Regions from separate parts of the Homo sapiens genome. Here regions 2, 3, 4, 5 and 6 are each linked to region 1. Evidence: chromatin loops called from intact Hi-C (ENCODE). Cell type or tissue: Caco-2. All regions are shown on one strand.

Region 1 (5,000 bases):
TAATCCTCTTATTTCATATCTATCTCACATTCAATTCACAAGAGAAGTACATACACTAACCTCATCAAAACACAGTATTTCTTATTAATGTAAAAACTTAGGCAAACAACATTAACTGAGAAAGATTTATGTTGGGGGCGACAGGGTGAAAAAAGCCACCCAGGTCTTTAAAATGCAAAGTTATTTCACAGTTTACTTGCAAAATGACTCAGATCATTATTACTTTTAGTCATGCCAACTTTGCTGCTCCCAAGCCTACTAGTAATGGAGAAAAAAAACCCACCATTTTTTCTGCAGTCATTAAACCAATGAAACAGAAGCTTACTGAAAACAGGTTTGTGCAACATTTCTTTTTTATTATAACTGGTATAAAAATACAAGCAGTCCTTGGAAATGCAAATGAAGATTCTGAGAAATTTTTCATCTATCTAAATACCTAGAGTGTGAGAAGAAAACATGCAAACAAAAGAAAACCCTAACTCACGAATCTTAACCTGTAAAGATTTTCCTAATGCTTCCCTCAGTGAAAACCCTGGTTTACTCTTTATTTTCTTCCCCGTCAAACATTTGGAAAAGACCTCCACGTAGCGTTTCACGAACAGAACAGTGCTAAGAACAAATAAAAGCCTTGCGTGTACCTGGCAAATCTCATTCATCAGAAACGGTGGCAGCGGAGACAGAACCCTGTTGTCTGGCGTGACCCTCTCGCTCTTTCACAGCAGTTTTCACCACTCGAGTATCTGCCTTGCCTACTACTAAAGCAAAGCTTCCCAACCCCACTTGGGTGGCTTCCATGCCCCCACAGCAAGAAAAATCAAGCATCCAGCGCAGCCTTTTCTCAGCGCAGGGGGAATGTAATCAGCGCTCCTTGACCACTTAAGGAGTCGCCATAGGAAGTTAACAGGAAAGACGCTTCAGCCCCATCTCAGAGGCCCCACAAAAGGTGCACTGATTTCACCAAACGTGGCACTCTGGGCATGAGAAAACCACAGTCGAAACACAACCTACACCGCACACGAAGAAGGGTTTTCCGGGAGGGGGTTGGTGGCGCGGGGGGGGGGGTGTTTTCATTTTCTAGCCGCGAATGCCCCTTCATCTTTACAAGGCTGAGCTAAACTTCAAAGCAAAGGGTTTCCACGCGACCCGCCGCCTCGGACTCGCGCCTGGGCTCTTTGCTGGGTCGCACGAAAGCATCCGAGTGAAGTGACGCGCCCGCCCCGCCGCGGGGAGTCCTCGCCCGCCGGGGCGGAGAGAGACCAGACACCGGGAGAGGGGGACCCGCCTTGCCTCCGCACCGCCGGACCCAGCTCCCGCTCAGAAGCCTCCTCGGGCGCTTCCTCCCCCTTCCCTCCGGGTTTCCAAACGCCGAGGGCCGCGCAGCGCCGCACCCGGTCCCCCGCCGACCCCCGGGCCCCGACCCGGCCGCCCTTACCGAGCAGCAGCAGCTTGACCTCGCGCGCCGCCTTCTCGCCGTCCTCACGGAGGTTGCGGTCGATCATCTTACTCCGCTCCACCGCCGCCTTGTCCTCGGCGCTCAGCGTGCAGCCCATGGTGCCGAAAGCGAGAGCCTGCCGCCGCTCCCTCCGCGCCCGAGTGCGGGCTCCAAGCACAGGGGAATCCTTTCTCTCTCCTAGCGGGCGTTCGAACGCCTCCCGACGGGGGCCACGCCGCCCCCACCACTTCCTAAGCGGAGTCGAGGGAGACGCTGTCCGCAAAGGGGCAGACAGCAACGGGCGGCTGTTCCTCACGACCAGGCTCTGCTTCCCGGCCCGGCTCAGCGCCCCCAAGTCCCGGGTTTGGGGTTTTGAATCTCTGGGTACAGTGGCCGCTGCACTCCCGCCGGTGGCCGCGCCGCAGCCTCGCCAAGCCCAGCCGAGCTCGGCCTCCGCGCGCCGCCGCGGCCCCGCCCCTGCCCGCCCCTCCCACCACCCCGCGACCACTCCCAGAGCGCGCGCCCGCGCACGTGCCCTCGGACAGCGCCCCCCGGCCCCGGACCCCGGCGCCGCGCCACCACTGAGGGCCTGGCGCCCCCTGGCAGCGTCCCCGGGGCGCGCCACTGCCCCGCGGGGCTGTGGCCTTCTGCCCTGGGCGGGAGTGGGGTAATTTCTTTCCGTTTACTCACACGGAGGGAGCTGTGCGTACCTGCCCCTTCGGGTGGGGGTGGGAGAGCTGCCAAAGTTGCCGAAAAAAGCCAGTTCTGGGCGTTTGAGCATGCCCAGCGCCGGCAGCCACGCAAGGTTTTTCAAAATGCAAATCCCTGTCGGCTGGTTTCAGGGCCGTGAGAAACAGGGAACTGGGGAAGGAATGGAGCCTGGTGAAACCAGAGATGGGCACAGTGGAGAACAGGAAAGTCGGGGGAGGGGACTAGAAAAGGGCACCAAGGTCACTTTCTTCCTACCTTTTGCTTCTCTTTCCTTCTTCCTATCCCTCCCTCTTTCCTTGCACTCTCACGTTTTTCACAAGAACGCATTTTGAAGGATTTCCTCGTAACCTAAAAAAAATGGAAGACAAATAATCAAAAGTATTTTTAAATGACAAGAGCAATAAAACACACCCACACAAGCCAATCTCCACATCGTAGCAGATCTCCTCTAGAGCAGCACATAAGCTTCCATGCCAAATTTGGAGCCAATATTTATGACCGTGTTTGTAACTCCTGTACCATTGGGCATGCCATTTTTACAGGCCTTAGCTTCTTTGCCCATAAAATGAGGAGTGGATCTATGGTGCTATCTCCCCATCCTTCCAGCTGTAACAATCGGCGGAGATAAGTTCCTGTGGCCCGCGGGAGGCATTGCTACTCAGCACCCAATGAATGAGCAGAGGCTTAAGATCTCATCTCTCCCTGTCAGTTGCACTACACCTTTCCCCTACAGATATCACAGGAAGCGTTAACTGATTAGAAAATGGGGCTGGTAGCAAGGAAAAACATGGTCCTTGATGTACTAAAAATTGGAACATGCTCCCTGGTTTTCATCTGGAAATCTTATTCTCTAAAAATCATTTGGGAAAACTGGGCTTGAGTTTTCCAAGGTGAGGCTGAACTGATGATACAAGCAGAATAGCTTTCGAGTAGGTCACTGAGACCACGCTTGTGAGCTAGCAGAGACTGAGTTGCCTCCTTATGGGACATGTCCTTTCCTGTTCTCCTATGGGAGTCACACCACCTGCTGGGCTGATGAGATGCAATTTCAAGATCTGCCTCAACTATAATCTTTTGTAATATAACAACAAAAAGGAACAATCTTTAAATGTACTTAGTCACCTTCTACACTGTAATTCTAGGCACTCTAAATGCTAATGTGTATCAGAACTCTGGAATTAAACTTAAGGAAATCAAATTTCAACACACTGTGTATTAGCCATTCTTAATTATCTTTTATGGTGAGTCTTTCCTATTAAGTTCGGACCAGAGTGTGGAACCAACAGTTTCAGCAAAAGAAGAAGCAGTGCTGGCTGAATATTGGTAGAAATGACTACAAAACTTGTGTTTCGGAGAAATGAAGTATGTGTAACAGAAGTTTGTCAAATAGGTAACATTACTTCCATCCTTTGAAGTTAGTCAAATAGGTGAGTTAAAATGTGATACATAAACGAATAAGAACAGCAAATTAGATTTATATGTAGCACAATTCCTAAGAGAATGCAGAGTAATGAACTGATCAGTATGGGGGGAAATTCTAAGATAAGAAAGTTTTGAAAAAACGTTTGAAGGAAATGATAACAGGATATTGGTGGGGAGTTTAAAGAAGTATGTATTAGTTCAGGCTGCCCTAAAAATACCATAGCCTGAGTGGCTGAAACAATAGGAATATATTTCTCACCGTTCTGGAAGCTGGTAAACCTAAGATTAAGGTGCCAGTTTATTCAGTTCCTCAGTGAGGGTTCTGCTGCTGCCTTGCAGATGGCCTCTTTCTTGCTGCGTCCTCACATGGCAGAGCAAGAGAGAGAGAGCTTGAAAGCAGTCTGGTCTCTCCTCTTCTTATAAAGGCCCTGTCTTAAAGGCCCCACTCTCAAGACCTCATCCAAATCTAATTACCTCCCAAAGGTTCCATCTCCAAATACCATCGTATTGTGGGTTAGGGCTTTGGAGACATTCAGGCCATAATAGGGTATATTTTGTTTGAGGGGAATAACCAGCTAAACAGTTAATATGCAAGATACGTGAAAGAGAAAACAATGGTTTTATAACTGAAAGTTGTTTGGTTGTGAAGAATGATAGGATGTGTGGGACAAAGTTGGTGTGAAGAATGATGGGATGTATGGGACAAAGTTGGAAGACAGCTTTAAATGCTAAGGTGAAGGGTTGGACTTGATACAGTGGGTACAAAGTGCTCCTTACATTCTTTCCTGAGTTGGGTACTAGATGTTAAAAAGCAAAGAAATAAAAAAACCCTCTTACCACTACATGTAAAACAAATGGGTACCAGCAAGTGAATTGTGTTAGTAATCCAAATGTGAGGTGGTGAGAGTCACTCAAGCTAATAACTTATGTAATTATGATGTTGCAAAATATGATTCAACCTTGTCAAGGAGATGAAGCAGATATTATTTATTTATCTCTTTTATACAGAGTGAAATTGAAATTATAGAGGTTAAAGCACTCTACTTCAGAATACTGTTTTTTCTTTTCAACATCATGTTTGTTTTTTAACAGCTTTTTTTTTTTTTTCCCTCGGGTTCAAGCTTTTTTGAGATATAAGTCATATGCCATAGAATTTGCCTATTTAAAGTGTACACTTCAGTGGCTTTCAGTATATTCACAGAGTTGTGCAACCATGATTACAATCAATTGTAGAATATTTTCATCACCACAAAAAGAAGCTCTGCATTCCTTAGCCATCATCTCCAATCCTTTATCTTTCCCCAGATCTAGACAACCGCTAATCTAATTTCTGTCTCTTTAGATTTGCCTATTCTGACATTTTATATAAAAGGAATCATATAGTGTACAGTATTTTGTGACTGGCTGCCTTCAGTTAGCATAAAGTTTTCAGGGT
Region 2 (5,000 bases), 320 kb before region 1:
TGTGGTGGCATGCACCTGTAGTCCCAGCTACTCGGGAGGCTGAGGTAGGAGAATTGCTTGAACCCAGGAGGTAGAGGTTGCGGTGAACTGAGATCACGCCACTGCACTCCAGCTTGGGCAACAGAGTGAGACTCCATCTAAAAAAAAAAAGCATGTCTCACTATCATTTATCCTTCTATACTTCTGGAAAATGATATATAGTCAGAATATTAGGTCAGCTAGGACTCTTAAAAATATTTAATTAAATTCTTATAAGCTAGGTGAGTTGCAGGGAAGATAAGTTAAACAATTTGCCAAACTGCGGTTTAGGTGGATTTAGATAATTCTGTCTCTCAGTGTTGCTACTTCATTTTTCTATGATGTATTTTCCTTCTAAACACATAAAGATAATCATAACTCAATGAATAATCTTCACTTAAGTGCCTGTGGCTTTTTTTCCCAAAAACAAAGAGCAATTATCAACAAATACAGTCAAATTTTAAAAATTATATTAAAAAATTAATTTGAAATTCCAAGATATCAAGCACACATGAACAAAAGCATGAGCAATCATTTAGTTCAGGCATTCCATGAAGTTTTCTAGCTAAGAATCACTATCTGTATGACAACCATCCAACGTTTTGCTAGAAGACGTTCAATATTATGAGATTTTAAATAAATATTACAAATACTATATTTCATTCATCGCTTTGTCTTTCCTCCCTTCCCACTCTACATCAACCTGTTTTCTTCCATAAGTGTGAAGAGACTCTTCCATAAAGGAAAATATATCATTTGAAATGTTACTGACTTAAGTTTAGGATTCATTTTTTAGACAATGTAGGTGGAAAGGGTGGGGTCAGAAATGGTTCAGTTTGCTTTTCAGAAGTACATAACTCTTGACCTCATGATCTGCCCGCCTCAGCCTCCCAAAGTGCTGGGATTACAGATGTGAACCACCAAGTATCTACTAAAAATACAAAAATTAGCTGGGTGTGGTGGTGCATGCCTGTAGTCCCAGCTGCTTGGGAGGCTGAGGCAGGAGAATCACTTGAACTTGGAAGGTGGGGAGGTTGCAGTGAGCTGAGATCATGCCACTGCACTCCAGCCTGGTGACAGAGCGAGACTCCATCTCAAACAAACAAAGTACATAACTCATTTTGCCCTGTGCACAAAAGTGACAGGCATAAATATTTACTTCTGAAATATTGTTCTCTGAGAACATTAAACAGTACGTTAAATGACCAAAATGAAAATGGAAGTTATCTTGAATTATTTTTAAAAAGAAAACCGTTAAATTCCTCCCAATATTATGATTTCACTTAAAGAAGTTTTCTTCATCATCACAAATATTGCCATGCTAAATAATGAATTCTAATTAAGAAAAGAGAATTTTTAGTAAAGAAAAAAATTAAATAGATGTTTGTATTAATTCTTTAATGATTGCAACCTTTAAAATTTAATTATTTCAGATTTCACTTTTAAAAGTTTAATACAAAAAGTTAGAGTAGAAGCACAGCATTTGGGGCTAGTTTTTAAATATAACAAAATAAAATATGGAAAAGTTTGCTTCTACCCTGAAGAAACTTCCACTGAGAACAGTAATGTTGGTTAAAATGAAAACATGCATTTCAAGCTGAGGCTCAGGCTTCTATCTGTGCCGTCGGTGCCCTTGCTTTTTGCGGTTGCTGCTCAGTCACATGCTCAAACAAACAAACAAAAATGAATGCCATTCAAACTCGCTCAAACATGATTATAATGCCAACACACTGCACTACCTCAGAAACAAGATGTGGGCTTATATACAGTGGGGTCATTAACAACCAACCCTCACAGCAATTTTCCAGAAGCATCAACTGGCCAATAAGTTAGACTTTGCATCCTGGGATTAGTGACTAGTGAGTTAAATAAAGATATACTTTTGTGTCAAAATATGGAAGTGGCCGGGAGTGGTGGCTCACGCCTGCAATCCCAGCACTTTGGAAGGCCGAGGTGGGCAGATCACCTGAGGTCAGGAGTTTCAGACCAGCCTGGCCAATATGGCAAAACCCCGTCTCTACTAAAAATACAAAAAAATTAGTTGGGCATGGTGACGCACACCTGTAATTCCAGCTACTTGGGAGGCTGAGGCAGGAAAATCGCTTGAACTCTGGAGGTGGAGGTCACAGTGAGCCAAGATTGCGCCACTGCACTCCAGCCTGGGTGACAGAGTGAGACTCTGTCTCAAAAAAAAAAAAAAATATATATATATAAAATACACACACACACACACACACACACACACACACACACACACACACACATATATATTATGGAAGCAATCAACTCCACAAAGATGCTGTATGGAAAAGGGGTTTCAAATTCTGTGGAATCGCCAACATTGACTATGAATATCCAATATCCTATTGGTTAAAAAAAATTATGAACAAATATACTCTTAATAATAGACTTAATAATAGTCTTATTAAAATATCACATAAATAGCAAACTATTTTCTCAGGCCATAGGCCTGTCCTAATACCAATTTCCTACCAGATACGTCTTCCTATTTACTTATAAAATGTATTTTTAAACACTTGGAGAGAATGACTTAGGCTTGACTTAACCAAATACTTTAGACATGAGGAAACATACGTCTTTTGTGTTGATTTATGTGTCTTTACTATGTTATACACTTCAGAATTAGAAGCAGACCTATTGGTTAAAATGTATGACTACTAAAAATAATATGATTGTAAGAATTATGGAAGAAACTGAGAATCCTGTATCTTAGAAAAACTTTAAAAACAGGAGAAACAACTCTGTGCTTGGGATGGAGTAAATATTAACAAGATAATATTAATATAACCAATTGAAGCCCCCTTTCCATTAATGCTTCAGACATTCTTACAAACCAATCTATAGCCACATGGGGGCACACTTACATCACAGGTTTTTCCCTCCAAATATTAAAAACAATACATCTAGATGACCAATAACTTTAGTGAAACAAATAATAAAATCTTGTTAAGAATCATAGTATATTTTTTGACTTTAACTCAGTAGTATATTATAACATTCTGAAAACATAATATGTAATATTTTAGTCAAGTTTAGTTTATGATTAAGGAAGCTACTGAAGCTGCTCCAAATTTGTAGTGTTACACAGATACATCGTTCTTTTAGGATCTTCTTACTTTTTTGGTCATTTTGTTTTAGTCTAAGTAATTATTAATTTTGTAAAGTGTGTCTTTCAGTTATCTGTATTGTGTTTAAAATCTTGATTTGCTCACAGAGACTAGTAGGAGAAATATAATTTGATGCCTGACAACTGTGTTTTGTGAGTTGTAATCAATTGACTGCTTATTAATGTATATCTTTTCAGCAAATCAAAGTAAAATCCCATTCTGCTAAAACATTAACCATTCCATTATTCTGTTTATTACAACTTTTTCCCAGCGACCACTCCACCAAATCAAGAGGAAAATGAGTGCTCTGTCACATTTTTCTTTATCACCACTGCTGCGACCAGCACATTTTTCATTAATAATAGCAACGTTTTTATTTTAAGCCACATTTGTCACACTAGTTAAGTAATAAATAGAGTCAAATGAAAGAAAAAGGAAATAAAAAGACCCTAATTTAATTCATGGGGGACAGTAATGGTCTTCTAATTATTACACCTTTCAGATAAGGAATAACATATGAGACACAGGCAAAGCCAGTATTTTATGTGAAAGACATTTATATTTTCTAAAGTGGTCAGTTTGGGACAAAACCAAGCACACATATGTAATTGAAAATTGTTTTTTCAAAGTATACTGCTGTAAGTTTTCTCCTCTGAAAAATAAAAATGATCAAGTATTAATTGCATTACAATATCAAAATTAATGGAGAATATTTATGTTTAATACATTAAAAGCCTTACCTGGGAGAAAAGAACTAGATGATTGCGCTTAGAGTTAGCATAAGAAAGTTTATCATATAAAGCACCCTATCCTGAATGCCAAAGAACAAGATAATCTGGGCTACAATCATCTTATTCATTAAAAGTCTGAATATTTTATTACACTTAAAATATTGGTATACAAGTGTACATTTATATAAAGCACAAGGTAGGTGAGATAATTTACCAGCAAAAGAAACAATTTAATTTCCCTAGGAGTTAGAGGTCCGTGAGTCTGTCAGTCCACCTGAATCCACAAATGCTTAGCCTCTATTCAAGAAATAATCACTTAGCATTTTTATTCCCACATATGGTGTGCACTACAATGATACATGTGGCAGAATAGCATAATCACCTACACTTTTGGAAACAAAAGGCAGAGAATTGTATAATAAAAATGTACATAGGCCAGGTGCAATGGCACACACCTGTAATCCCAGAACTTTGGGAGGCCAAGGCGGGAGGATTGCTTGGGCCCAGGAGTTCAAGACCAGCCTGGGCAACATAGTAAGACACTGTCTCTATTAAAAATACAAAAACTTAGCAAAGCATGTTGGAACGTGCCTGTTGTCTTCAGCTACTTGGGAGGCTGAGGTGGGAGGATAGCTTGAGCCCAGGAGTTTGAGGTGGTAGTAAGCTATGATGGTGCCACCACACTTCAGCCTGGGAGACAAAGTGAGACCCTGTCTTAAAAATAAATAAATAAATGTATAAAAAACAGACACAAATGCTTATTTCATCTTCACAATTGTGTTCCTTTTCATATTTAAAAAAGAACAAATAATACTGTGACAGGGTTCAGGACATGTACCACAAAATATAGCACTTTGGCATTTGAGAAGACAGCTTAAAGAAGAAGATCTCTCTGACTTTCTCTCACCATTCTTCCCTGAAGCAAGCCATAAAAGAATTCTCTGACCTTCCTTTAAAGTAGGTCAGAAAGCCCTCATTCTAGAGGGATACTTCCTATACCAAAAGGAAAGAAATAAAGACACCGAGAAACCGAGAATAATTTGAACAGGCCTTGCTAACGTCCCCATAGCTTATTACCATTAGATCATATCCTCTTTCATTCAATCATACTTCCACAAGACTG
Region 3 (5,000 bases), 530 kb before region 1:
AAGTGCTTTTGTTTGTTTGTTTGTTTGTTTTTGTTTGGTTAAAGGTTATTGCCCACTGGTACAGCTACTGGTACACTGTCTGGAAAGCTCGGAATGGTTTATTGCTTATAGTAAAATTTGCCTGATTTCTTACAGGCTGCGTTTGGAAACCTTTTATTATATAGTTGCTTACATACTTAAAAGTCTTTCATTTAAAGACATACTGAAACAAATGTTGTACTTGTTTCTTAAGCATCTTCCTGTAATCTGTTATAAAATTGAAATTAAATATAGAGAATGTTTCGACAAAAAATAATGAAAAAAATAAAGTGGTCTTCTAATGCAGTCGATTCTTATGATTTTGTCACTTTCCAAATGACCATGCCTCCATTCAAAATAATGATATAGGAATACGTTTTGATAAAAATGGAAAAACAAGTAAAACCTAATAATTCTAATGATAGGATTAATTACATGAGTTCTAGAGTATTTTAAAATAGATAACTTTGTTGTTTGTCTACTCACTGCCACAGCCAGATTGAGAACTGTGAAGTTGTCAGCCTCTGTTCCAACTGATAGTGAAGGTTCGAAGATGGCACCATTGGGCTGCAGGAAAGAGACTGTGTTGTCCTCAGCGTCCTGGGTTACATTTTCCTTGGCTAGAAAACGAACTCTAAAGAAATAGCAGTAAACAAAATTCAAAACATTTGTCATATGTGAACATTAGATCTCAAATGTCATTCATTCAACAAATGATTTTTGAACACACAGAATATGCCAGATAGATAGTATGTAAGCAATGGTGTTAAAATGAGAAATCAGCCAGGGTCTCTAGCAAACTAACGAGAAGGGGTCTTAAACTGGCAAACTGGAAATTAAAATAGTGAGAGAGAAGGAATATTGTTATAATGGAGACTCCATGGGAAAACACAAAACAGATCCAGATCCAGATTTAGAATGGTCAGGGTAGGGGTGAGGGTTAAAACACTTTTTAGTACAAGTCTACATAAATGGTCTATGTAACAAATACAAGTTTAGTTAGGTAAAGTACGGCAGATGGTAGCATGCATAAGAACGAACATAATATGTTTTGGGAAATGCAGATATTTGAGTGTGGTTGGATTACAGAGTAAGAGGTGAGGAGAGTAGTGGAAATAAAGTTATTGAAACAAGTAAGATCTCAAACATAAAAGAGTTGCATCTAATACTCAAACGAGACTTTATCCTGAGGATAAGGAGGAAAAAGTACAGGGGCTTCAGCAGGGGAATATTTAGAGCACATTTTCTTATATTAGAAAGAATGATCAAAATACAAGGCCTATCCAGCACTGCTTTTTCCCTTTTTCAGGACTTCTTTAATGAGAATTAGAGATAAGAATATAATTTCCATTTTTAAGGGTTATAGACTAACTTCCCCAGCCCCTCAAGTATATTGAATACTTTTGCTAGTTCTAATCTCCTGACTCTAACATATCTAGGCTGCAAAGTACCAACTACATTTTAGGAACGCGGTGAAGGGTGATTATTACAGGAAAAATACATTTCACAAGTGGAAGATATTCACTGAGAAGAAATAAGATATATATCATAATTGCACTGTCATATTTGAATGCCTGTGAAGTGAGTAGATAGCCAAGGTAAAGACTTAAGCAATTGGACTGAATTTTTTAAAAACCCATTTTATTCCATTATAATAAAAATGTAAATTCCTACAGGGTAGGGGTTTATGAGTGTTTTGTATCTCTAAGCATCATGCCTGGTATATAATGAGTTCTCAGTAAATGTATTTACTAAACAAATGTCTCAGATTCTTTAAAAAGAGGATTCAAAGTTGGCTAGAAATATATTTTTAATATAATTTTATTAAAACTACTATTCTTGAAGTACTGCAGACACACAAAGAATATAAAAATCTGAAACAGCACTCAGGACAATTGTATTTTAAATTAGTGTGCATATTACTAATATTTCAAATCAAAGTACTTCAATTTTCAGAAATATGCCCATATATTAAAACAATAGCAACATAATTGTCACGTTACCTAAAGTGTACTGACAACATTATACCAGTAGATGGCAGTCACTAGAAGAAAAATCCTTAAAACAGCCCTGCCTTTAGAATGTTGTTTTAAAAAGGGAACATAATTACTGAATTTTTTGTTTAAAAGTTAGACTGTATGGAAGTTTTGGAACGTGTTTGTTTATAAGGTCAAGGGAAGGAATTTATGCTTTTCTCAAGATTACTTTTTATATTCTTTCCAAAGCAAAGTAACTCAAAAAATGAATTACAGATCTAAGAATATTCTGAAGGAATTACAGCATCTTCATAGAGATGGTGTAGGTAGAAACACACATAAGATCTCAACCCAAGCAATTTCGTGCTTTGATTCAGGTCATATCTTGTCAAAGTGTAATCAAGCTTACTTTAGCAGACAATGGCCAAATACAGCCTGTGGTTCTGTTTGAGGAGGGACATTCTCACATACTTCCAATGTCAGATGGATTTAGGGTATAATTAGTTATGAAAAAGCATGTTTAGCTCAACACATGCACTATCAAAGTGTTAATTTTTTTTCTAAAAGGTACTGGTTGTTTTTCCATTATTTAAGGCACTCAGGCAAACAATAAAAGACTATTTTGGTGACATGCTGAGACAAGATGACCTACAGATAATCAGGAATCCCTTTAAAATTGTTACAGAAAGAGCTATTTATGGATTCTAAAATTTAGCTGTAAATGCAACTGTTCTTCTCCAGTCTTTGCTCCATTGCCTCTCTAAGCAAACCAAATATATCTAACACATCCCCTTTTTGTCCCTTAGAGAGATAGGTTAAAGGCTTTAAGAATAAAATATAGATCAGCTGTCAACTACCAGAGGAGAACTATTTCAATAATATGTTTTCTCATATCCCAAATAATATATTTAAAAGTGAAAAATATGGTCGGGCATGGTGGGTCACACCTGTAATCCCAACACTTTGCGAGGCCAAGGCACATAGATTGCTTGAGCCCAGGAGTTTGAGGCCAGCATGAGCAACATGGCGAAACCTTGTCTACAAAACAAAACCCATAAAAATTAGCTGGGTATAGTGGCATGCGCCTGTGGTCCCAGCTACTCAGGAGGCTGAGGTGGGAGGATCACTTGAGCCTAGGAGGTTGAGGATGCAGTGAACTGTGATCGTGCCACTGCACTCTAGAGTGGGTGACAGAACAAGACCTTGCCTCAAAAAATAAACAAAATTAAAAACAGAAGTGAAAAATATAACTTCCCCCAAACAAACAAAAAAAATCATGATGAGTTCTCAAATTCTAACAACTATTTTCTTTCCTCACACTTACTCAGTTCACTTAGGTTCTATTTCTTAAACAATTATGCTGATACTCTCCTTAGGTCATATGTGAATTCTAGATTTTCATAAGTATATATACACCTATGAATACATATATATATATGTGTGTATATATATATGGTACACCTAACAACATTCTTTGCAACAAGATACTTGTATAGACTCTTGCTAATAATATAAAAACTTTAAGACCATGAAGAAAATTCTAAGGTAAGATGTTTTTGTACCCATAAAAACTAAGTCTTCATTGACAAAATTATGAATTGTCACAGATGCGCACAGAGACACCCGATTCGGGTAAAACTGCTAAGACAGGACATGCACCAAGGCCCTCTGGGGCTTATATGTCATGTGCTATGGTAGTAGGCACCACCCTCACCATGCCTGTTATTTCATTTTATTTTGGGTGTGAATTTTCAATCTGGAAGCATAGTAATGCTTTGGGGAAGAAGGAAAATTATACAATCATCCGATAACCAAAACAGATAAGATGCTAAAACTACAAATTATAAAAAATCATTAGAAATACAAAACTTTGTGATGAGAACTAATCATGGTGTATAACTAGTTGTGATTATCCATGAGGGAAAATACACATTTAGGTAACAAATTCTATAGCAGAACATAACTATGTTTCCATATGGATACCATAAATATATTCCTAATCCTTGGTTAAGGTAGTGTTTTTGGCACCTCAATCTCCCCCTTTTTTCCCTTTTTAGTGAAAAAGACAGAGTGTCTATAATTGAAATGGAAGAAAAGGTATACAAAAATCTAGGAGCTACCAGTACCTACATCTGTGTGAACATGGACAAGTGACCTCACATCCACTGGATCAGGCATTTTTAACTCACAAAATGACAGATTCTGGCTGATCATTTCCTCTAGTTCTAATACTCTAAGATTCTGTTCAAAAGTGTGTTAAACTATCAGGGAAGGCAGAGGAAAGATATAAAATATTGTCTCAACACTAGAGGAAATATAAGAGTGAAACTAAAATAGATCAATGTAAACATCTATATGACCCAGAAGTTAATTTGAATATAAATCTTGAGTAGGTACCGCAGTTAGGAAAAATGAATTTAGCACGGTGGTTCTCAAAATTGTGTATTCAAATCACCCAGGATTTGTAAAACTCTTTAGTGGGCCTCAACTCTTTCATTCATTTGGTCTGGGATGGGGTGGAGGGATTTGCATGTTTCCCAATTCCCTGTTAATGCTGATGCAGCTGGCCCAGCACTTTGCTGTGGCCCAGCTACACTTTGAGAACCACTGTTAAAATATGCTTTAAATTTTAAGATGTGAAAACTGATTTTTTTTTCCTCAGCAGGAATATTTCAGAGTTGTTGAGAATATATGCCACAATAACAAAACACTAACTTCATAAACATAGGGAAGTTATTTGATACTGGTAAGTTTATAATAAAATCTGTTTATCTTTTCTATATATTGTCTAATAAATATTTGGATAATGTATATATCTTCCACTTTTTTCAAAATAAATACCTTATAATCATTAAATTCTTAGATTAGGATTCTATACAGACAGGAAAAATATTTTAAAGTATATTTTTGGCAAGAAAATAATAAGTACATTTCAATACAATGACATTTGCCAAGTAGAAGACTTCTCAGAAATACATGGTCAAGGTAAGAGTGTCTCATATTTGT
Region 4 (5,000 bases), 260 kb before region 1:
GAGCCACTGCGCCTGGCCTGTTATTCTTAAAGCACATTCTGTAGCTCTTCGTATACTTGGGCTACATCGTAAATTGGCCTTTGTGGAAAATTTTTCTCTTTCAAACAATATTCTCTTTGTCTATTAAATATTATTCCTTCCTTTGTTTTGAACTGGCTGGAGCCAGTGACAGAAAAAAGCAAGTAGAATAGAACAAATGTTGACATGGAATATTGTTTACATTTTTTAACAATCTAATTTTAAAAATCTTTAAGAAACAGGGTATTTATGGATCATCAAAAAATGTCTGATGCAGGTAGGGTGTGTGTTACCATTATTCCCATTTTACAGATAAATTTACTGAGATTCAAATTATTCAATGAAATCAGTTAAGAGAAGGAACTAGGCTTAGAATCTAGGTAGTTCGCCTCCAAATTCCATGTTCTTCCCCACCCTTCCAAAAAATAAAATAAATAAAGAAGAAAGATCTAGAGACCTCAAAGGAAACAGCAAATAAACCTTCAGTCAATATTGAACATGTTTTTGTCTAGGCTGAACCACTCCTCTTGCACATGCAGGTGCAAAGGTTTAAACAAAGAAATAAGCCACACAGGACTAATATCATTCTAAGAGGAGGAGCTTTCCACAGCGTTGAAAAGTCCTCTTGGTAGCCACAGAACAGTAGGGGTTCCCAATAACCTAGTAAAGAAAAGAAATATATATATATATATATATATGTATATATATATATGTGTGTATATATATATGTGTATGTATATATATATGTGTGTATGTATATATATATATGTGTGTATATATATATGTATATATATATATATATTTTTTTTTTTTTTTTTTTTTGAGATGGAGTTTTGCTGTTGTTGCCCAGGCTGGAGTGCAATGGCACGATCTCGGCTCACCGCAACCTCCGCCTCCTGGGTTCAAGCGATTCTCCTGCTTCAGCCTAAGAGAAATATATTTTAAGGGGAGTCATGAGTGCAGTCAGGTTCTTAGAAGAGGTAAGCAATTAGGTTTGACCCTGAAACTGTGGAGAAGAGACCCTTGACTATATAGCCTGAGCTCTCTGAAGTTTATTTCTACTACAATGACTTTAATGTCTATAGTCTCTCACTCCCCACGTTGCCACTTCATGTACTCTTGCTGCATTACCTACTTTGTATAATTAGGAAGGCATACAATAAACTGGACTTTGCAGAACTGAAGGAAGTACGAAATGCTCAAAAGCGATCTTCCAGCTATTTGTCTTTTACTCCACTGATAACTACACTTTGCTTTTACATCTTGCATTCAATATTACTTGCCCCTTCTTGAATAGATATTAACCAAAATTAATAATTTATCCTAAAGCTACTTAAAAATGTCTTGGTGTTCTGAAAATGCACTGAGTAGAAGAATGTGGAGAAAAATATATCTAGAACAGGGGTCCCAAACCCTGGGCCATGGACTGGTACCAGTCCGTGGCCTGTTAGAAACTGGGCTGCACAGCAGGAGATGAGTGGCAGGCTAGGGAGAATTACTGCCTGAACTCTGCCTCCTGTCAGATCAGCGGTGGCATCAGATTCTCATAGGAGTGTGAACCCTACTGTGAACTGTGCATGTGAGGTTGTACACTCCTTGTTAAATTCTAACTAATGCCTGATGATCTGCAGTGGAACAGTTTCATCCTGAAACCATCCTCCTCATCCCCACCCCAATCCGTGGAAAAAATTGTCTTCCACGAAACCAGTCCCTGGTGCCAAAAAAGTTGGGGACCACTGCCTTAGAGCATGTTGAATTATTTTTTAAGCTGTAGCCCCCCCAAAAAAAAACTTATTTATAGGACTTAATACAATAAAACATAATTGTGTGCAAATAATTTAATAAATAGGTCATCATACATTTTGATTGAAAAATTCAGAGACAGAAAATATATTCCATTTTTCCCTGTGCAATATACTAAAATGCATGCCAATTTCAGTTAAGACAAATTATTCCTTGGGGAAGCAATGTATATTAATACATGTGTATGTAGAATTAATATAGCTTCACAGACTGCAAGAACATCAATATTTTCTACCACCAGATGGCAGAAATAAAGCTACAGTATTTTAGAATCTAAGGATTCAAATTATACACAGAAGAAACTAACTGCAGTCTTCATCCTGATTTTATTTTTAGTTGAACAGACAGAAAAATACATTGCAGCAAAATTTTGCTATGTGTTAAATAAGAAAAAAATTTTTTGATTAACAAAATTTTTTCATTTGAATGGGCTGCCAACTCACTATTTTTCCATCAGTTAGATTATGTTGCTTTCTAAAAGAATCATTTTAAAAAACAAGCTACCACCAGATTTGGACATTAAAATAATTTCCTTTCTAATCAACATAATCAACATCTCCTTTTGGAAGGCATTCTAAATCAATCCCACCTGTTCTCAATCGTGCACACTCTCCTTGCTTTATTTTCCAACGTTTTATCCTTCTTCATTTTTCAAAAACTGATCAGTTGTCCATGCTTCCCTGAACTGCTCTAGATGGTGGGGTTTGCTTACATCATCCTGTTACATATGCTAATATGGCTTCTTGTGATCTTGAATACTGGCGATATAGGTTTAAATTCGGTTTGTTACACTAATTTTTATGTATTAGGTAGTAATAAAATAACCATAAAAATAATAATGATAACAATAAAAAGTAAACGTCCACATAACATATATTAACAACTTTGATTCTAGGAATCTGGAATTATTCGCTGCTATGTTTTGGCTGTGTCCCCAGCCAAATCTCACCTTGAATTGTAATAAACCCCAAATGTCAAGGGTGGGGCTAGGTGGAAATAATTGAATCATGGGGGCAGTTTCCCCCATACTGTTCTCATGGTAGGGAATAAGTCTCATGAGATCTAATGGTTTTATAAATAGGCATTCCCCTGCACAAGCTCTCTCTTGCCTGCCACCATGTAAGATGTGCCTTTTTTTCTCCTTTGTTTTCTGCCATGATTGTGAGGCCACAATTGTGAGGTCAACCATGTGGAACTGTCAGTCCATTAAACTTCTCTCCTTTATAAATTACCCAGGCTCAGGTATGTCTTTATTACCAGTGTGAGTACAGACTAATATATTCTCATTCCAGTTATCAAAGGATTTTGATATTTCAGTGGTTTCTTCTTACCTTCGATAAGAGATGTTGTGAAAGAGATTCCTAGTTAATAAAAATAAATGACTTTCATAAGATAGAATATTTGATCATCCATTTGATTAGCTGGAATTTTAAATATCTTTAACGTAACGTTATCTAATTTATGTAAATTTTTAAATTATTGCTTAATAATCATGTAAATACTAAGCAGAATAACGTTGAATGTTTACTTGGTGCCAGAAAATGTTCCTAGCATTATGGAAAAGGTTAATTTTTCAAAAAACTTTTAACAACCTATGAGATAAGTGCAACGAATGTCCCCATTTTACATATTTGAAAGCTGAGTCATGTTTAGGTTATATAACTTTCTCCAAATCCCACAGGTAATATGAAGTTGGGCCCTGATTTGTACCAGGCAGTCAGATTCTTCAGCTGCTTCCCTTAAACATTACACCATGCACCTGAACTACCCTATTTTTTTAAAATTATGCATTCAGCTTTCATTTCGTACCTTTATTCCACAAATATTTATTGAGTGCCCACTTGGTATTAACTATTGAATATTCATAGAAAATTTTAGAAATGAACCTCCCTCGGGCAGGTGTACAATCTGGTGTAGAATATAGACATGAGATTTATAAGGACAATAAAGATTTACGGGTGCCATGACACTTATGTATTAGTTATAAAAGCAAAAAGAGAGAGTGGATACATTGCCCACAAATGTTCCAGGTCAAAGGAGAAAAGACATTGGTACTTTGTGCAGAAGTACCAAAGAGTCATACATATTTGAGGAAATGCAAATAGTTCCTTATTCTACAAGCCTAAGTTTTAAAATGTATACCATGGGTGTACATATTTATCAAAACACATTGAATGACACTTAACAATTGTGCATTTCCTTTTTTTTTTTTTTTTTTTGAGACGGAGTCTAGCTCTTTCGCCCAGGCTGGAGTTCAGTGGCGCTATCTCGGCTCACTGCAAGCTCCGCCTTCCGGGTTCATGCCATTCTCCTGCCTCAGCCTCCCGAGTAGCTGGGACTACAGGAGCCCATGGCCCGGCTAATTTTTTGTATTTTTAGTAGAGACAGGGTTTCATCATGTTAGCCAGGATGATCTCGATCTCCTGACCTCGTGATCCTCCCACCTCGGCACCCTACAACTGTGCATTTCCATATATATAAATATCATCTCACTTTTAAAAACTGGGATGCCAGTTTTAAAAGAAACAAGGTAGGAGAGAGAGGAAGAGGCCATATCACAGGTGACTTTGTGTAAGGAGTAGGCATTTTACCATACATACATTGGGGAGTTTCCAAAAGATTTAGACAAGGGAGTTACATGACCCAAAATGTGTTCAAGGACAGTATTTTGGTGGCAGTACAAGAATGAATTGGAGTGGCATGAAGCATGAGATAAGCAGACCACTTACAAGACTGTTGCAGTTGTAAAGCATAGGATGACAGGACTGGATTAAGGTAATTGCATAGGAAATGAAGAGTGAGAAATGGACTGCAAACTACTGATGTATGTAATTTACTGACCTGTTGAAGGGATATGGTCTAGAGCACAAAAGGTAGGATTATCATGCCTCAAGCTTGTCTACTAGGACTAGAGGCAAGGTGGTGAGGGTGGTAACAGAGAGGTTATAATTTATAACTGTGGCTGATCACCTTGATTTTCTACATAGGTTTAGATGTTAAGTTAGAAGTCTCTAGACAGAAGGATTGTAGCCATATAATGAGACAGTGTGAGGAAAAGGCGAGGCTTCGTAACAATAGCTATGGAGAACAGAAAAGTAAATTAAGCAGTGATATGTGACTTCCACATATAACAAAGAGTTTGTGGATAGTTACATAGTGATAGTTAAACAGAAAACTAA
Region 5 (5,000 bases), 73 kb before region 1:
CATCAACTAGTATTGTTACTTTTATGATCACTTAAGTGGGCTTCTTCATTCTTTTGGCTTAGCTGGTACCATTGTTCATTAAATTCAGGTAAGCTATATAACAAAATGTTTCTACCACAAACTAAATCACAGAGTTAAGATGTAAAAAACATAGCTGGTAATAACGATCAAACAAGAACAAAATAAATGACAGTAAATTAAAATGATATAAATTGGGTTACCATTTGCTAAAATGCCCAGGAACACAATTTGAAAATAACTTTACTGAAAAGATAGCATATCTCAGATAACTTCTCTGATTAGATGTCACACATCCTCTGTCCATCCAATAACAGATGTCAATAACAACCCAAATGACCCTAGCCCACATTTCCTCTCTGTGATGGTATAGTTTTGTGTGTTAACTTGGCTATGCCATCATACATTTATCTAGGTGTTATTTAATGAAACACTTATTTAGATGTTGCTGTATTTTATAGATATGATTAACATCTGTAATCAGTTAACTTTAAGTAATGGAGACTATCCTTAATAATACAACAGCCCTCAATCACTCTACAGGCTAAAACTGGCAAAAACTGAGGTTTCCCAGAAGAAAATGTAATTCTTCCTCCACAATGTTATGACAATTCATGTCCAAGCTTGCCAGCCTACCCTACAAACTTCGGACTTGTTAGCCTTCATAATCCCATAAACCAATTCCTTGAAATAAACATAACCTACTGGATCTGCTTTTCTGGTGAATACTGATGATACAACTTTAGTGCAGAGAATGAGGTGCTACTCTAACAAATACCTAAAAACATGGAAGTGACTTTGGAATTGGGTAATATGTAGGAGGTAGAAGAATATTTAAGCATTTGACAGAAAATAAAACTACACTATCTTGAAGAGATTGCTGGTAGAAATAGGGAGATTAAAGACAATTCTGCTAAGAGCTGAGATGGAAATAAAGCTGGAAAGAACCTTCTGTTGTCTTAGAGAATACATGTATCATTGTGGACAGAATGTTGTAGATATACAAACGTTAAAGGAGCTTTTAATGAGGTCTCAGAAGGAAATGAAAACATGTTATTATACACTACAGAGAAGACAGTCCTTGTTATAAAGTGGCAAACAGCTGGCTGAACTGTGTGTTCCAGCGCTGGGTGGAAGGTGCAACTTCTAAGCAATGAACTTGGATATTTAGCTGAGGAAAACTGCAAGCAAAGTGTAGAAGGCTGCAGTTTCCTGCTTGCTGCTTATAGTAAAATGAGAGTGGAAGAGATAAACTGAGGAATGAACTATTAAGCCAAATGGAACCAGACGCACAGGGAAGGAGGACATGTGATGACAGGTGGAGAATGGTCATGGTCATAAACAAAGAACTCAGAGTCTAAGCTAGTGGTTCTCAAACTTTGATGTGATTCAGAATGTTAGGAGTCAGATGTTACTAGCTTGGGGGACCATCCTTTTGAGGATCAATTAATCCCCAAGTCAATTAATCCAGAAGCAACAATGACAGAGAACTGATATTACAAATGATCAAACTGCTTAAGTTTGTTGGAATTCAGAGAGAGCTAGATGAAGATAACTAGAAGAAACACTAATTTTTATCACTGCTTTCATTTTCCATATAATGGTAGCTAAAAATGTACAAGCATTATTCATTGCTCTACACTTATATTAGAAGTATCTTCATTATTTTATATACTGTTAAGTTCTGAACTTCTATTTAAAAAGAGCAAAAATATGGTATTTTCTCCTTCATATAAAAAGATAAGAGTTTAAACCAACATCACATAGGAAATGAATTTGAGTTTTCTTAGGGATTCTGAAGGGTGGGGTGGAAGGAGATGTTGGACATGCTGAGAAGTGATGATTTATGCCTTAGACTAGCATCTAATACCACTGTCACCAAAACTAACTGGTACAAAGCTAGCTAACCATATATGGATATCAAACTCATAAACTGGATGTTGCATTCCCAAATGCATAACGCATTTATACTACTATAGAAATGAAATAGAAATTTATCTCATATTATGATAATTTTAGGATAGAAAGAATGCTTTATATCTGACAAAAAAAAGTAAAACACAGTTGCTGATTCTTTAATTAAAGCAAAATGATCCACATAGACACTGGCCATAAATGCCTAATCACAGGGATAATATGAATTCTTAAATTATGATGCCCTATTGCCTCATTTTGAATTTGTTAATACCATTTTTTAATGTGAAACTGAATTTTACTCAGCAGTTAAAATTAAACAGAATTACAACATGAAGAGCACGAAAAAAACCACAAAATGATGACCACACTCAAGAGTTCCCAGTAGAATTATTCTAAATGCATTTCTGCTCTCATTCATCTGAGGCTCATGTAACCTATAAAAAGCAAAGTTGAAACTATATGCTAGTAATGATAGTAATTTAACAGAACTCAAAATCCAAAATAAGACAAAGTTTATCTGAGGTTCCTGACAAACGTGTGTTTATCTTTAAGTCACCAAATAAAAACAGCAACTAAATACATCAACCTCAACCAAGAAGCCTAAATGGAGTATGATAAATGAACCTCCTGGAAGGATAATGTTGAGAGTCAACTTTACTGAATCCCAGTATTTGCTGGATGTTGAAATGACAAGTTTGAAAAACCTAGGCTGGAAGTGAAAACTATGGTCCTGAAATAAATGTTTAAGAGTGCACCTAACCAAGATGAAAAGTGAATTTTATATAGTCAGACTGCCTTAAGTACCAAATAATCGATTTAATATTTGCCTCTGCCACTTATTACTATGTATACAGTTCTCACTTTTACAACATTTTTCATAGGCAATAACTCATTTTATTTTTAAGCCTCTAACACAGAGCAAAACTGTAATAGCCTGTTAAGAAACTTAACCAAGTTTACCCAACTACTTATTAGGGGAACCTAAGTCTAGAATCTTTACTTGTTAACTCCAACTCCACACATTTTCTTCTCAGACAATATTGGTTAGAAATACAGTAGCTCCCCCTTACTCCTGGTTTCACTCTCTGCAGTTTCAGTTACCTGTGGTCAACCAAGGTCCAAAAATATTACAGTATTTTGAGAAAGTGAGACCACATTCACATACCTTTTATAGTACGTTGCTATGATTGTTCTATGTTATTATTACTTGTTAGTCTCTTACTGTGCTGAATTTATAAACTTTATCATAGATATGTATGCCTACGAAGAAACATGGTGTATATAGGGTTCAGTACTATCAGTAGTTTCAAGCATATATGGGGGGTCTTGGAACGTATCCCCTCGAATAAGGGGAGACTACCGTAAGCCATTACCTGAACATAATTTAAGTTTGCTTTAGAACATAATCTTTAAAACAAGGTGAACAAAACCAAAATCAGAATCTAAGGTATACTAGGTTAAAAAAAAAATTCTAAGTCCCAATCTGATAGTGAACTTCCTTGTCATTAAAATCACTTCTTAGTTTTAAGATAAAATGACAATATTCTCCAGATCAGACATATCTGATTACTTGAAATCAGAGTACTGAGTTTGTTTATTTAATATTATGGAAATAGTAATGAGCAGACTAAAAGAAGTTAAACGATTTCAGTAACAGATAATGACAGCAGCGTAAAATGTCCACTGAAGGCTTTAAGAAAAAAATGAAAATAAAAAAAAGCATATGCAACACCATAGCATGTATTAAAGCACAAAGCTAATGTTGCCACATAAATTAATTATTACCTATATCTTTGTTTAAGAAAGCAGGTCAATGTTTGTTTTTTGGAGAGAAGTAGCCATGAAAAATTGAAATAAAGCTTTAGTTTTCTGTAAATTCAATTACATGAACCACCTGTAAATCAGTGACAAGTGATAGTAACAAATGTATTAAATTTAAAATACTTATGGAAGCAATCAGAAGTATCGTTGCATATAATTTAACAGTGTTGACTACTTCTAACAGTGAGACTTCTTTATGAGATGAACTGATAATTATTTTTTCTCTCACTTAGGAACCTTTTTTTCCAAGATGATTTTAGAAATTCTGCTTTATCATCACGACCATTTCAGAGCAACAGAGTTAGCTGAAGCAAAGCCTAATCCATAATTCACAGTAAAGATTTATTTAGAATGATTATGTTGAATCATACAATTTTTAATGAAAATAAAAAAGACAAAATAATTTCAATAACGACATGGGATACTCCATTTGCAAACCAAATGCAGATAAATTACTTTTTTGCAAACAGAATAATATAACAGTAAATTCTGCTTTCTGCTTTTGTAATCTTTTAAAAAATTCTGTTTGGTATTGTGGGGATGGAGTTGGGTAAAAGTTAGATATATACACGGTCTTGTAAAGTTTGAATTTCTACAAAGAAACCAAAAAACTCCACTAAACATAATCTTAAAAAAAAATCACAAACTGGTAACAAATGATTTATCTAATCCTTCGCTGTATTTAAAAGTTGAAATTTAGAAAAACATGAAATATTAAAATTTTCCTTAAAAAACAGATCATAAACACCTTTTCTAATCCAATTTCCTGCAGTGACAACTGGAGTGTGCTCAATTTGGGTCAACGTATCTATAAAGCTCTGCAGCTGAGAGATGATATCTAATTGATGCCCATGACTGCAGTGGCAATCTTCCTTAAAATCAATCTTAACCTTGTTGGGTTAAAAAAAAAACAAAAATATCCCTATCTGTTAAACTTAAAAGAACAACAAAATCCCTGTAAGTCTACAACTCATTTAATTCTAGCATTTTTATTATTTTCATTTCCAGGAATATTTGGTATAGGACATGCATAGGTTTTAATACTGTGTGAATAATGTGACTCTATTATATTCATATAAATTAGTCATTGACTTCAGACGGGCCTCCCAAAGCTGTTCAAGGGCTTTGTGTTTGGTGTTCCTTCAGCTGAACACTCAACTGGCACTTGGGACATGTGACATTTTAAATGAATGTGAATTATAAGAAACTAGCAGATTTTAAAAAAAGAACTTCTGCCTCTTTAT
Region 6 (5,000 bases), 150 kb before region 1:
CAAGGCTGTCATTCCTACCCTCTTCTGTGCCTCTTTCAGTGATATGAAGTTAAAACCAGGTACTGTGATTAGTGTCATGACTTTTGGTCCTTTTGAGGGTGATTTTTGTGTAGAGATCAGTGGAGGCTTCTATTCAGCCATCTTGCTCCATCTCCTCTCTCCCCTAACTTTTACTAGTATAAAATCATAGGTCAGATATTACAGTTTGATTTAATGATTGAATGTCTTTATATAGGCTTATTAAATTGTTAACAAATATTTAATGAACATTTGTTACATGCAAGAAACATGGCTGCAATTTATGTTTTCTCACTACCAATAAGAAAAGAGAAAGTTCATATAATTCTAATATTAATCCTAAGTATCATAGTTAATAAGATAAATATAATTAAAAATAATCCTCGAATCAATTTTTATTGCTGACTGGTCAAGTTCCTACTACCATTACTCTTGATTTTTCCCAATGATCAAGTTGCTAGTATTAGAGTCCTTTTTCTATTCTTTTATCTTGGTTCAAAATATATTCCATGATGTTTATTGTAATTATAAAATTTTAAGCTGGGAAAATCTAGAATCTTGATATCTGAAGGACTTTTGCTTTTGAGCGTGTATTAGCTCATTCTTGCACTGTTATAAATAAATACCTAAAACTGGGTAATTTATAAAGAAAAGAGATTTAATTGGCTCATAGTTCTACAGGCTGCATAGAAAGCATGACGCTGGCACCTGCTTGGGGATGCCTCAAGAAACTTACCATAATGGCAGAAAGTGAAGGAAAAGAAGGTGCATCTTACACGACCGAAGCAGGAGGAAGAGAGTAAGGGGGGAGTACCAAACACTTTTAAACAACCAGATATCATGAGAACTCTATCATGAGAACAGCACCAAAAGAGGAAATCCACCCCCATGATTCAATGACCTCCCACAAGGCCCCACCTCCAACACTGGGAACTACAACTGAACATAAAATTTGGGTGGGGACACAGATCCAAACCATATTAAGCATTTCAAAAAAGTATCAATCTTATGTTTTAAAACAATTTTAATAAATATTGTATTATGATTCTTCAAATAGTATATGCTTATGGAAAAACAAAAATGAAAAGAATTAATACAGAGAAAATTAAAAGGCTTCACCTAACCAATTCCTTTCTCTCCAATTGTATTTACTGCTAAATCTTCCATATGTACCTTCAAGAAAAATTCAATTCCTTTCTCTCCAATTATATCTACTGCTAACTCTTCCATATGTACCCTTCAAGAAAATTTCAATTCTTTTCTTTCCCGTTATATCTACTGCTAACTCTTCCATATGCACCCTTCAAGAAAGTTTCTGTGAACATACAAGCACATACATATGAGTACATATGCATACTTTATTTTCATCATGGTCACCACATAAATATCTATTTCATTAGCTGGCTTTTACAAAAAGTAGTTTACTTAACCATTCTCCTACAAATGAACATTTCTTTTCATTGTTTTGTTAAAACCAACAATACTGCAGTAAATATCCTTGTATCTTTTAATACTTGTGTAAATTCATCCATGAGATAAATTCCTAGTGGTGGATTTTCTGGGCCAAATTTTATGTGCATGTTGAAATTTGGTAGATATTGCTAAATTAGTATCTAAAAAGGTTGAAAAATTTACATTTCTGCCATGACTGTATTAAAATGTCAGTTTATCCACACTCTCATCAGTATTGTATAAAAAAGGATTCTGCACTGGTTTGACATTCTTTTTCCTCCATATATGCCTCTACATTTCTTCAGCAAAGGTTAAATAACTAAAATCAATGTTCACATGTTTGATAAGTAAATGAAAGTAACCCCGATGCTTTCCTTTAATGTTAATCTTTTAGAGAGAAAAAGTAAGGGGAGGCAGGAAAAACACCCTATTGCATTTACTATGCATAGGTCAGAAAATATTCATGGCACACAGAATGTGAAAACAAAATCTAAAAACATAAGCTTGTCTTTTGTTCCATAAATGTACTGTAATATGCACTAGTTAAAATAAAATCTGTCTTGCAGAGCACTGAATTTTTCAGCAGCAATAATTATCTCTGTTTATTTCATTTTCTACTTTGGGAAAAGCTTATGATGCATGCAGAGTATACATATGAGTTTCACAGATGTGGTCTAAATTACTCATATGCTAAGCCCTTTTATCTGGCTACTGCTGGGTCAATTGCCTAACATAGAACAGAACAGGGTGACATGAGTTTGCAAAGAATTTGAAGTTGAATTTCAGCTTACAGCCTGGTTTTGCCATCAAATACACTATTTAATGTAGTGAAGCTCTACTTAAAGTACAAGGGTTATTGTTTTCTACTTTTTATTCTGTGTTCTAGCCAAAGAAAATAAACTGAAAAAATGTTCTAGTAGACATTAAGTCCAATTAATCAAGGTAATTTACTCAACCTCACTATCTAAATAATGAAAGAATGCACACACGCACACACACACACACACACACAGTTGTTCCTACATAAAAAGAGAGGAGCAACAATAAAAGAAGCTTTAAAGTTCTTTATAAAAATGCAGTTATTGGTGTGTGGGTATTCTACACAAGAATGTTTAAGATACAAGGAAGCTTCAGAATTCAAGTAATAATTTTGTTCAAAAATTTTTCAGTGTAGTTGACATATCAATAACTAATTCTATTATTTTGGTTCTATAACTATCACATTAACTTAACTACTAAATAGCTGTACATTTCCTTATTTTATATGTGTGTGTGTGTATATATATATATATATATATATATATATATATATATATATATATATATATGTATATTACTCTGTCCCCGTGGAGCTGCATGGTACAGTCCCCTAGCTGCTTTCACAGGCTGATGTTAAGTGTCTGCAGTTTTTCCAGGCCCACGGTGTAAGCTGTTGGTGGATCTACCACTCTGGGGCCTGTAGGACAGTGGCCCTCTTCTCTTAGGTCCACTAGGCAGTGCTCCAGTGGGGACTCTGTGTGGGGGCTCCAACCCCACATTTACCTTCCACGTTGTCCTAGCAGAGGTTCTCTACAAGGGCTCTGCCCCTGCAGCAGACATCTGCCTGGACATACAGGTGTTTCCATACATCCTCTGAAATCTAGGCAGAGTTTCCCAAACCTCCATTATTGCCTTCTGCATAGCTGCAGGCCAAATACCACATGGAAGTTGCCAAGGCTTGGCGCTTGCACCCACTAAAGCAATGGCCTGAACTGTACCTTAGCCCCCTTTTAGCCATGGCTGGAGCTGGAGCTGCTGGGACTCAGGGTGCCATGTCCCCAGGCAGCACAGAGCAGTAGGGCCCTGGGCCTCGCCCATGAAACCATTTTTCCATCCTAGGCCTCCATGTCTGTAATGGGAGGGGCTGCTACGAAGATCTCTGACATGCCCTGGAGACATTTTCCCCATTGTCTTGGCTATTAACATTTGGCTCCTCATTACTTATGCAAATTTCTGTAGCCAGCTTGAATTTCTCCATAGAAAATTGATTTTTCTTTTCTACTGCATGGTCAGGCTACAAATTTTCCAAATTTTTATGCTCTGCTTCCCTTTTAAACGAAAGTTCCAATCCCGAATCATCTCTTTGAACATAAATGGCTGTACACTTTCATAAAAATCCAGGTCACATTTTGAATGCTTTGCTGCTTAGCGCTTTATTCTGCCAGATACCCTAAATCATCTGCCAGTCTCTTTGCCAAAGCATAGCAAGCGTGACCTTTGTTCCAGTTGCCAATATGTTCCTCATCTCAGCCTTAGACCACCTCACCCTGGGCTTCATTGTCCATATCAATATCAGCATTTTGATCAAACCATTCAATATATCTCTAGGAAGTTCCAAACTTTTCCACAACTTCCTGTCTTCTCCCAATGCCTCCAAACTGTTCTGACCTCTGCCTGTTAGCCAGTTCCAAAGTGGCTTCCAAATTTTCAGGTTATCTTTATAGCAGTGCCCCACTCTTGCTACCAGTCTTCTGTATTAGCCAGTTTTCATGCTGCTATTAAGATATTACCTGAAACTGGGTAATATATAAACAAGAGGTTTGATTGACTCACAGCTCCACATGGCTGGAGAGACCTCAGGAAACTTTCAATCATGGCAGAAGGTGAAGGGGATGCAAGGCATGTCGTACATGGTGATGGGAGAGAGAGAGAGACAGAGACAGAGAGAGACGGGAAGTGTCACACGTTAAAACCATCAGCCCTCATGAGAAGTCACTCACTATAAGGAGAACAGCAGGGGGAAACTGCCCCCAAGATCCAATCACTTCCCACTAGATCCCTCCCTCAACACGTGGGGATTACAATTCAAGATGAGATTTGGGTGGGGACACAGAGCCAAGCCATATCATCATGGTTATACATGCTATATATAGAACAGGAAGAAAAATAGCAAAAAACATAGTGCTCCTACTCTTTATATCCTAGTGCCTTTAAGAATGTAATGCAATGAATGGCTAGATGCATATTACACCATGAGATATGTTTGAGGATAGAAAGCATGTGTGCAGAACAGAAAAAGAAAAGAAATCATGATCTCTGATGATTTCATGGAACATTAATTTAAGCCATAATTCCAACCAGATTCTATCACAGCTTCTAAACTTTTTTCACTTGAGAACATAAACTCTTTTTGTGTTTAAGCTTGTGTATTTGAGTCTCCAAAAGTAGTAAACAAACCTCAAATTTCCTGATATCTATTTTTCAAAGTGCGTCTCAGATTTAATTTCGTCCAGATGATACTCCTGTGGTCTCCCGGTGATCCCTGACTACTTTGTTCTTATGTGATCTCTAGGTGCTCTGAATAACTAATGGATCTATCCATTACATTCATTAGCAGTTTTCACATGCTCTCTTGCATTGTTAGTTGTCTTTTAATGTGTAGGTTTTAGCTATACTATATATAGCTTTAACTATACTGTAAATAAGGACAGGTGAAATGTCTATTTATTCTTGGTATTCCTTAGGGAAAAATTCAGTACCCTATGGTAAAT

Evidence for each region. A loop is a pair of places that touch in the nucleus more often than their neighbours do. Peaks named below come from ENCODE experiments on the same cell type or tissue, not always from the same donor. Only the 100,000 strongest peaks of a DNase experiment are listed, where the experiment ranks them.
Region 2: it touches region 1 in a loop (3-fold over the local background); 12 of 110 quality-filtered maps call a loop at or near these places.
Region 3: it touches region 1 in a loop (6-fold over the local background); 8 of 110 quality-filtered maps call a loop at or near these places.
Region 4: it touches region 1 in a loop (12-fold over the local background); 52 of 110 quality-filtered maps call a loop at or near these places.
Region 5: a loop joins it to region 1, with 2.2 times the contacts of the local background. A loop is called at or near these places in 12 of 110 quality-filtered maps.
Region 6: it touches region 1 in a loop (2.3-fold over the local background); 39 of 110 quality-filtered maps call a loop at or near these places.

What each region holds. Positions count from the first base shown.
Region 1 is chr7:80,131,711-80,136,710 of GRCh38, reverse strand. It overlaps GNAI1 (G protein subunit alpha i1), which reads right to left and starts at 1,880. Exons shown (of 8, transcript NM_002069.6): 1 at 1,433-1,880. The coding sequence starts at 1,550. In Caco-2, CTCF peaks have their summits at 1,800 and 2,055; a DNase peak (open chromatin) is centred at 1,900; H3K4me3 peaks cover 1,852 bases.
Region 2 is chr7:80,451,785-80,456,784 of GRCh38, reverse strand. No RefSeq gene overlaps it. Among named protein-coding and RNA genes, the nearest start is that of GNAT3, 58 kb to the left of the region's middle. In Caco-2, a CTCF peak has its summit at 2,887 (motif pointing right); no DNase peak of the experiment used is centred here.
Region 3 is chr7:80,656,715-80,661,714 of GRCh38, reverse strand. CD36 (CD36 molecule (CD36 blood group)) reads right to left here. Exons shown (of 15, transcript NM_001001548.3): 5 at 505-652. Among named protein-coding and RNA genes, the nearest start is that of CD36, 21 kb to the right of the region's middle. In Caco-2, a CTCF peak has its summit at 2,043 (motif pointing right); no DNase peak of the experiment used is centred here.
Region 4 is chr7:80,389,511-80,394,510 of GRCh38, reverse strand. No RefSeq gene overlaps it. Among named protein-coding and RNA genes, the nearest start is that of GNAT3, 120 kb to the left of the region's middle. In Caco-2, a CTCF peak has its summit at 2,053 (motif pointing right); no DNase peak of the experiment used is centred here.
Region 5 is chr7:80,204,986-80,209,985 of GRCh38, reverse strand. All of the region lies in intron 5 of GNAI1 (G protein subunit alpha i1), which reads right to left. Among named protein-coding and RNA genes, the nearest start is that of GNAI1, 73 kb to the right of the region's middle. In Caco-2, no CTCF peak of the experiment used is centred here; no DNase peak of the experiment used is centred here.
Region 6 is chr7:80,282,239-80,287,238 of GRCh38, reverse strand. No RefSeq gene overlaps it. Among named protein-coding and RNA genes, the nearest start is that of GNAI1, 150 kb to the right of the region's middle. RefSeq lists an enhancer at 3,267-3,768. In Caco-2, no CTCF peak of the experiment used is centred here; no DNase peak of the experiment used is centred here.